2 separate regions of the Homo sapiens genome follow, and region 2 is linked to region 1. Evidence: read pairs that join two places in POLR2A ChIA-PET (ENCODE). Cell type or tissue: GM12878. All regions are shown on one strand. Each heading gives the region's core, and the rest is flanking DNA. Links, peaks and the distances in the headings are about the cores only.

Region 1 (4,396 bases), core at 73-4,072:
GGTGGGCACCTGTAATCCCAGTTACTCGGGAAGCTGAGGCAGGTGAATCACTTGAGCCCAGGATGCAGAGGTTGCAGTGAGCTGACATCCTGCCATTGCACTTCAGCTTGGGCGACAATAGTGAGACTCCGTCTCGAAAAATAAAATAAAATAAAATAAAATAAAAGGTAAAGTCCTTTCTGATTTTTACAAAATATTTACTTAGTTCTAGGAACCAAAAACCTCATACCAACTTGGGAAAAATGTTGGAGTGTAATTCAGTAGTAAATAATGAAGAGGAATAAATAATTGATATTCTACAACCAACAAGCCTAGTGCAAACTAACCAGCAAAGAATTATTCTTCCTTTAAATACAAGATGAGCCTGTAACCCCAGCTACTTGTGAGGCTGAGGCAGAAGAATCACTTGAACCTGGGAGGCGGAGGTTGCAGTGAGCCGAGATCACGCCACTGCACTCCAGCCTGGGCCACAGAGCGAGACTCTGTCTCAAAAAAAAAAAAAAAAAAAAATATATATATATATATATATATATATATACACACATACATATATATACACATACACACACACACACATACATACACACACACAGAGAAGACAGGCAATGACAATGATGTAACCTCAGAAACTTCATTCTTACATTTTAAGGGAGTGTTCGTTTGTCAAATAGTTTTCCCCTTAAAAATGAAGACACACCCAGTGTGTCTTGCTCCTGGAATAGGAACTATTGAAGATGATTTTCTCTCATAATGGTAGGACTTCTTTGTTGTTACTAATGCTGCCTTTCCCCCACCTTCCCCCACTATCTGGGGCTCTGACATCTAAAATTACATGCAAATTTGCTGAGTCACTATGCTAAGTGAAGAGAATTTTTTTGAAACGGAGTTTCACTCTTGTTGCCCGGGCTGGAGCGCAATGGTGTGATCTCAGCTCACCAAAACCTCTGCCTCCCGGGTTCAAGCTATTCTCCTGCCTCAGCCTCTTGAGTAGCTGGGTTTATAGGTGCCGGCCACCACACCCAGCTAATTTTGTATTTTTAGTAGAGATGAGGTTTCTCCACGTTGGTCAGGCTGGTCTCCAACTCCTGACCTCAGGTGATCCGCCCGCCTCGGCCTCCCAAAGAGCTGGGATTACAGGCATGAGCCACTGAGCCTGGCCAATATTTTTCTTTAATAAAAAGGGAATAACTGATTTCCTGCAGCAAATAGGTTTGCTCATTTCCAGCTGGCATAAACAAATGTATGCTCGAAGACTGGTGCTCTTCCAGGGTCTAAAGAGGGTGATGATATCTTTAGAGGTAACTGCAATGGATGATTAAGAATATAGAAAGCAATTAGCTTACCGATTACTACGTCTGTTGTTGAAAAGAGAATTAGACTGTAGCTGTTCATAAAGCATTTTGATTTCTGCTAGTCCTGGTAAAAATACAAGTATAGCACCTGGGTATATAAAAAGAATCAATATGTGGGTAAGCATAGGCACAGAAAAGAAACAAGAAAAATTTTTTTAAAAAAGAATATGATAAATGAAGTAAATGAAAAACTAATATAGATTATAAAGCTGTTTTTAACCAAAATATGCAATAATCTGAGAATTTCGCCTGTGGTCTCAGCTACTCGGCAGGCTGAGGTAGGAGGGTTGCTTGAGCCAGGGAGGCGGAGTTTGCGGTAAGCCAAGATTGTGCCACTGCACTCTAGCCTGGGCAACAGAGCAAGACCCTTTCTCAAAAAAAAAAAAAAAGAGAAATTTTCACTATCAGTTTTATTTTCTTTGTAAAGTCCCAGAGGATTTAAACAAATAAATAACTACATGTTTTATATATTCTCTGACTTAATAAGGACAAAATGGAGATTTATCTTTCTATAACCAGAAAAACTGAGGTGTGGAAAAGTATAATGTCTGTCGGTATAATGCCAAGAATTATTAGCTAAGCTCTTTTTTTATTTTAATTTTTATTTTTTGAGACAAGGCCTTGCTCTGTCACCCAGGCTGAAGTGCAGTTGCGCGATCACGGCTCACTGCAGCCTCAACCTCCCCAGGCTCAGGTGATTTTCCTACCTTAGCCTCCTGAGTAGTTGGGACTACAGGTACATGCCATCACGCCCGGCTAATTTTTTATATTTTTAGCAGAGATGGGGTTTCGCCATGTTGCCCAGGCTGGTCTCAAACTCCTGGACTCAAGTGATCCACCCGCCTCAGCCTACCAAAATGCTGGGATTACAGGCATGAGCCACTGTGCCTGGCCTAGCTAAGCTCTATAAATAAACTTTTTCAGTACACTGGCTATTTTTTTTTTTTTTTGGAGACAGTGTCTTGCTCTGTTGCCCAGGCTGAAGTGCAATGATGTGATCTCAGCTCACTGCAACCTCCACCTCCTGGGTTCAATTGATTCTCCCGCCTCATCCTCCTGAGTAGCTGGGATTACAGGCACACGCCAGCTAATTTTTGTAGTTTTAGTAGAGACAGGTTTCACCATGTTGGTCAGGCTGGTCTCGAACTCCTGACCTCGTGATCTGCCCGCCTTGGCCTCCAAAAGTGCTGGGATTACAGGCATGAGCCACTGCGCTTGGCCCCACTGGCAACTTTCTATTTTTTTATTTTTTTAGAGATGAGGTCTCACTATACTGCCAAGGATGGTCTTGAACTCTTGAGCCCAAGCAATCTTTCTGCTTTAGCCTCCCGAGTAGTTGGGACTACAGGCATGCACCACCACACCTGACCTTGACATTCTATTTCTATAGGAAGAGTTATTCTCCTAACCTTATAAGACAGGAAGACAATTTTATTAATAAATAAAATCCATAAACATTTTACTGGAAATGAGAAAAAGAAACTATAATTGACTGGCCAATCTGGTAATCTAAATTCAGATATATTTTAGAGACAGCCCATTAACTAATCATATCATGTTAACAGTTTATGGGCTTTTAAATTTTACATTAAATAAAATAAGCATGAAAACTGATTATAGTATATTTCTGCGTGAAGAGCAGTCACTCAGCAATAGTCACCTTCTTTTGTGCTTTATTCAGGGAGAAAAATGGTACTGTTTTCACCAGCCCCCCTTTAATCCCACAAATATTTATTGGGTGCCTATGTCAGCTCCATGTGAAGTGCAATGGGATATAAAACAAGCATCTGTCAGCAGAGAACTCATGACCTATTATTCAGTCATAGTTATCCTTCCCACTAAATAAATGAGGAATCTGAATTACCACAAAACTGGAACTCTGATGAAGGCTGAAAGAGATCTTATAGCATTTTAAAAAATACCTCACAGTAACAAAGAATGTTCACATATATTATCCCATTTAATCCTCATAGCCATCCATTGAGAAGGTTATTAGTGGCCAGGCATGGTGGCTCAGGCCTGTAATCCCAGCACTTTAGGAGGCTGAGGTGGGTGGATCACCTGAGGTCAAGAGTTCAAGACTAGCCTGACCAACATGGTGAAACCCCATCTCTACTAAAAATACAAAAATTAGCCTGGCATGGTGGTGCATGCCTGTAATCCCAGCTACTTGGGAGGCTGGAGGCACGAGAATCACTTGAACCCAGGAAGTGGAGGTTGCAGTGAGCCGAGACCATGCCATTGCACTTCACCCTGGGCCACAGAGTGAGACTCCGTCTCAATAAAAAAAAAAAAAAGAAGGCTACTAGTACCCCTACTAGTGACTCAGTAACTTCAGACTCAGGTCACAGAGTTAGTAAGCATGGAGCTTGGACACAAACCTAGGGTTTCTGGCATCAGATCCATGTTCTTTCCATTACATACCCCATGATCCTCTGCTAAAATGCCACAAAATTTTATTGAGGTCAGGTGTGGTGGTTCATGCCTGTAATTACAGCACTTTGAGAGGCTGAAGTGGGAAGACTGCTTGAGCCTAGGAGTTTGAAACCAGTCTGGGCAACACAAGGGAGACACCATCTCTACAAAAAATTAAAAATTTAGTAGGGCTCGAGAGGCTGAGGGAGGTTGTAGGATTGCTTAAGCCAGGAAGTTGGGGCTGCAGTGACCCGTGATCATGCCACTGCACTCTAGCCTGAGTGACAAAGTGAAACTCTGTCTCAAAAAGAAAAATTAAAAAAATTATTTATTAAAAGATAAGCAAAAAGAAAAATACAAAGGAAAAAAAAAGCCACAACATTAAACAACGATGAAACATACTATTATATATGGATTGAAAAAATTTTTGTCTATATTTTTATGTGCCTCATCTGTCTGGGATATCTTTAATGTTCACAGATATGTCACATATGTCACTGACTTCCTAGTCACTATATCAACTCTGCTTTAAATTTAGGTAATTTTCTTTCTTTATTTCTTTTTTTTTTTTTTTTGAGACGAAGTCTCGCTCTTGTCCCCCAGGCTGCCAGGCTGGAGTGCAATGGAGG
Region 2 (4,396 bases), core at 69-4,068, 79 kb after region 1:
AAGATTGTGCCACCGCACTCCAGCCTGGGTGACAGAGCAAGACTCTGTCTCAAAAAAAAAAAAAAAAAAGAAAAAAATTCTGAAGAACAGGATTGCTATCTAACTATCTGGGACAAAGGAGAAGTATGTAATTCAGTTTGGAGGTAGGGGGATGGAACACTTCTCTTCTTTTTTTATTAACTTATTCCTGTCCCAACTTGTTCCAAACAAGGAAATTGAAATAATGCAACAATAGATTGAGGAATCAAAAAATAGCTTCTTAGCAAAACCAGCCCCAGCATGTTCTGGTCTCCTTATGGAATGTCTCTAGCCCTTTTCTCATTGTTCCAAACTTTTCAGATGTGGTAAAAATGTACTAATTTGTGGGGTTCAGTATGCCTTAGCTCTAGGGAGGGCATGTATGAGGTAAGCTGGAATTATAAAAGAAATAATCAAACTAATGATGAATTTACACTTTTCATTGATCAACAAAAATGTTGACTCTTTCCCATATCTAGGCTTCTGCTGCTGGACTTTGTGATAATAATCGGTTATAAGATGAGACTCGGCTGGGTGCAGTGGCTCATGCCTGTAATAATCCCAGGATTTTGGGAGGCCAGGGCAGGAGGATCGCTCGAGCACAGGAGCTTGAGACCAGCCTGGGCAACATGGTGAAACCCTGTATCTACAAAAAAAAAAAAAAAAAAAAGGTCTGGGTCTGGTGGCAGCTACTCAGGCAGCTGAGGTGGGAAGATTGCTTGAGCCTGGGAGGTCAAGGCTGCAGTGAGCCATGATTGCACCACTGCCTGGGTGACAGAATGAGACCCCCTGTCTCAAAAAAAGATGATCCTTGGTTTAGGTGAGGAGAGTTGACAGATGACAATTGAGGAGAATGGCCAAAGCAGGCTTCATGAAGGGTATAAGACATGAGTTGCCCTTTGAGGGTTGAGCAAAACTTGGTTGACAGAGAGCAGAGGGTTGTAGGACCGAGATCCCCAGGTAGGAATGCCTAAGGCCTGTGAGTGGACTAGTTCTGTAGGGGAAAGTGCTGTGGTTTTAGTACCCAGGGACCATCGCTGACCCCTGTCAAGTATGCACGGGCTGTGGACCATTTTTCTAACTGAACTCATCCATTTTCAAGGTTTGACTATGATTTCCAACTTTTGAAGGCTTTGCTCACTGGGAGTCTTTGTTCACTGGGCAGTAGTGGGAAATTATAGTCATTCTGAAGATGGATTGTACTCTTTTTCTCCTTTCTAGCTGTTCTGAGAGCACCAAAGGCAGCTCCAAATTGGATGTCATTTCATCTGAACTATGAAAAAAATTCTCCCAGGAGGGGCAGCAGTAACCTGGTTTCCCCTCTCACCTAAATTAAGCTTTGGTGACTGATGATCCGTTTTACAATGTACTACTAACTCAGCCACCTGGTTCAGATCTTGGGAGTCCTGCCACTGCCTGTGATTTAGCAGAAGGAACATTTCCTGAGGACTAAAGTTTTTCCATGTTAATGTACCCCTCTGCAAATCAGGGCCATCTCTAGGACTGGAGGGAGTTGTCTCTGGAGCTCAGGGTTCTTTCCCTCCAGCGTTTCCCAGGAGAGCACTCTTGTCCTTCTTTGTCTTTCCTTCCTATCAATTGGGACTTACTTAGTGAAAGTATAGTGACAGTCACTTTATTGTCTTTTTAAGTAGATATTTACATTGTACTGGGGCTCTCTGCCTCTTGCACAGTGTCTCTGGGAGGATTTTTTTTTTTTTTTTTAGACAATGTCTCACTCTGTCATCCAGGCTGGAGTGCAGTGGCACTATCATGACTCACTGCAGCCTTGACCTCCTGGGCTCAAGTGATCCTCCCACCTCAGCCTCTCAACTTGCTGGGACTACAGGTGCATGCCAACATGCCTGGCTAATTGAAAAAAAAAAACTTTTTGTAAAGATAGGGTCTCACTATGTTGCCCAGATTGGTCTTGAACTCCTGGGCTCAAATGACTCTTTTGCCTCAGCCTCTCAAAGTGCTGAAAGTTATAGGCTTGAGCCACCGTGCCTGGCCTCCAGGAGGCTTTTAACTTCCACTCAGATGAATCCAGGGAGAGAATCTGTTTGAAAGATTGAGATTAAAGAGAGTCAAGTCAGGATAAGAAAAGAGATGAAGAATATCTTCCCTGACCAGACACAGAGGCCATGAGACATTCAGGCTCACGAAATCTGGTTCTGACACAGTTAAGTAGGTCAAGTATTAAAATGAGTCAGAAGAGCCCCTGGAAGTGACTTTCAGCCCTGATCTGAAACTTTTGATAAGTTTTTATGTCTTCAATGAGGCATTTTTAAACTTAAAATATCTCTGGCCAGTGGTTGGTTTTGTGTGTGTGACAGCATGCTGATGTTCTTTTTTTCTTGACTGATGTAGACACATATTAACTCTACCAATTTACTCTATCCTGACTGATCTTAGGTGAACAACAACAAAAATTAACATGCCAGTGGAGTGAGGATGGAAGGATCTTTGTTATTTCACTTCTGAGCCTTCTGTGCTCCTGAGCTATGGAATTACCTATTCTCTGTGCTTTGCTCCTGTTCTCACTGGCTCTGGGCACTTTGGTGTTGCTGGCCGTGATGAACATCACTACAGTTAGTTTTGGTGTGGGACCATTTACTAGGAGAGCCTGCTCTTTCTTGGTTTTTCAAGCCAGGGAGTGGGAACAAGGGGATATATTTCTGCCAGTGGAACTTTGCTTGTTAAAATAAAATAGGCCTTTTTTCCTAATAAAAATAATCTTCAGGCCAAACTCTCTATATTTACCACTAAGTCTTTATTGTTGATGTGAAGCAAGTTGTAGTAAAAAGCGTGTTTCACTGGTAGTCTGCTGCATGAGAATTCAGGTCACTTCCATAAATATTTGTTGAGAGTATGTTGAGAATGGTGCCAGGAGCTGGAGACAGAAAGAGGAATGAAACTCCGTGTATACCCCTTAGTTGCTCACAGTCTGGGGAGTGGACAGCCATGAAGGCAGTTAACTAAGGAGGGGTGATGGCCTTGTGACCTGGTTCAGTGGCAGGAGCCACCTTGTTTCTAGCAGCACCCATATTTGACAAAGGGTCACGTAAGGGGCTGACTTGAGCACCAAGGACCATTTTCAAAATAAGGCCACTTATTGTTTGAGATGTCTGGTGGCAGAGTCCTATTTTAATTCTTTTATTTATTTCATTAAAAAAAATTTTTTTTTTAGACCAGGTCTCACTCTGCCGCCCAGGCTGGAGTGCAGTGGCTCTATCATCGCTCACTGCAGCTTTGACTTCCTGGGCTCAGGTGATTCTCCCACCTCAGTCTTCCAAGTGGCTGGAATTACAGTAGTGCACCACCACGACTGGCTAATTTCTTTTTTTTTTTTTTTTTTGTATTTTTTGTAGAGACAGGGTTTTGCCATGTTGCCCAGGCTGGTCTCAAACTTCTGGGCTAAAGCTAACTGCCTTCCTTGGACTCCAAAAGTGCTGGGATTACAGGCATGAGTCACTGTGCCAGACCCCTATTTTAATTTTAATTCTTTAATTTATTACCTTTGCCACTTTAAATTGCTATGTATTCAAGGATGATTTTTTTTTTTTTTTTTTTGGTTGTGGGCATAGAAAGCTGCATTTTCATTGAGGTATCCTAGTTTTAAGCACTTGTGTATCTTCATATTGTGAGAATTGTCTTATCTCCTTACCATTTTGCTTCTAAGGGTCACACTGTACTCTTTGTTTTCTTGCGTTACATTGATTAATTAATTCTATTAATAGTTTTATAACCATTAATTTTTATTTTTTTGCTGATCATAGTGTTATATTTTTGTTTTCTGACATTTTATTTAGAATACGTATAGTTATTTTTTTATTTATTTATGTAGGCTATCCTAGAGTTGGTCTCAGAACCTCATAGAATAAATTTAGCTATTTACATGTATTCTATCTATAGCATAGACTAAATAACACAGACACTGTTATTTATAGAACCTTCCTGTGATATTATGCTGAATCATTTCCTATTGGGGAGTAGATATTTGACCTTCTCTTTTAATATTTTCTGCAGATAGTTGTTCTGGATAAAAAAATTTATACTGTTTTTAAAACAAATTTCAATAATGTATGTTTTCCTAGAAAATTATCTGTTTCATTTAGCTTTTAGAAATTATTGGCAGCCAAGTGTGGTGGCTCATGCCTGTAATCCTAGCACTTTGGGAGGCCAAGGCAGGTGGATTGCCTGAGCTCAGGAGTTCAAGACCAGCCTGGGCAACACGGTGAAACCCCGTCTCTACTAAAATACAAAAGAAATTAGCTGGGTGTGGCGGCTTGTGCCTGTAGTCCCAGCTACTCGGGAGGCTGAGGCAGAATTGCTTGAACCCGGGAGGCAGAGGTTGCAGTGAGCAGAGATCCTGCCACTG

Evidence for each region. ChIA-PET counts read pairs that join two places held together with the same protein. Peaks named below come from ENCODE experiments on the same cell type or tissue, not always from the same donor. Only the 100,000 strongest peaks of a DNase experiment are listed, where the experiment ranks them.
Region 2: POLR2A ChIA-PET joins it to region 1 with 5 read pairs; 4 of 35 experiments call an interaction of 5 or more read pairs at or near these places.

Annotation. Positions count from the first base shown.
Region 1 is chr2:38,826,997-38,831,392 of GRCh38, forward strand. It overlaps DHX57 (DExH-box helicase 57), which reads right to left. Exons shown (of 24, transcript NM_198963.3): 14 at 1,344-1,440. Among named protein-coding and RNA genes, the nearest start is that of DHX57, 47 kb to the right of the region's middle. RefSeq lists an enhancer at 691-985. In GM12878, for the core only: no CTCF peak of the experiment used is centred there; no DNase peak of the experiment used is centred there.
Region 2 is chr2:38,906,138-38,910,533 of GRCh38, forward strand. The region is part of intron 2 of ARHGEF33 (Rho guanine nucleotide exchange factor 33); the gene reads left to right. Among named protein-coding and RNA genes, the nearest start is that of ARHGEF33, 18 kb to the left of the region's middle. In GM12878, for the core only: no CTCF peak of the experiment used is centred there; a DNase peak (open chromatin) is centred at 2,254; H3K4me3 peaks cover 854 bases; H3K27ac peaks cover 1,038 bases.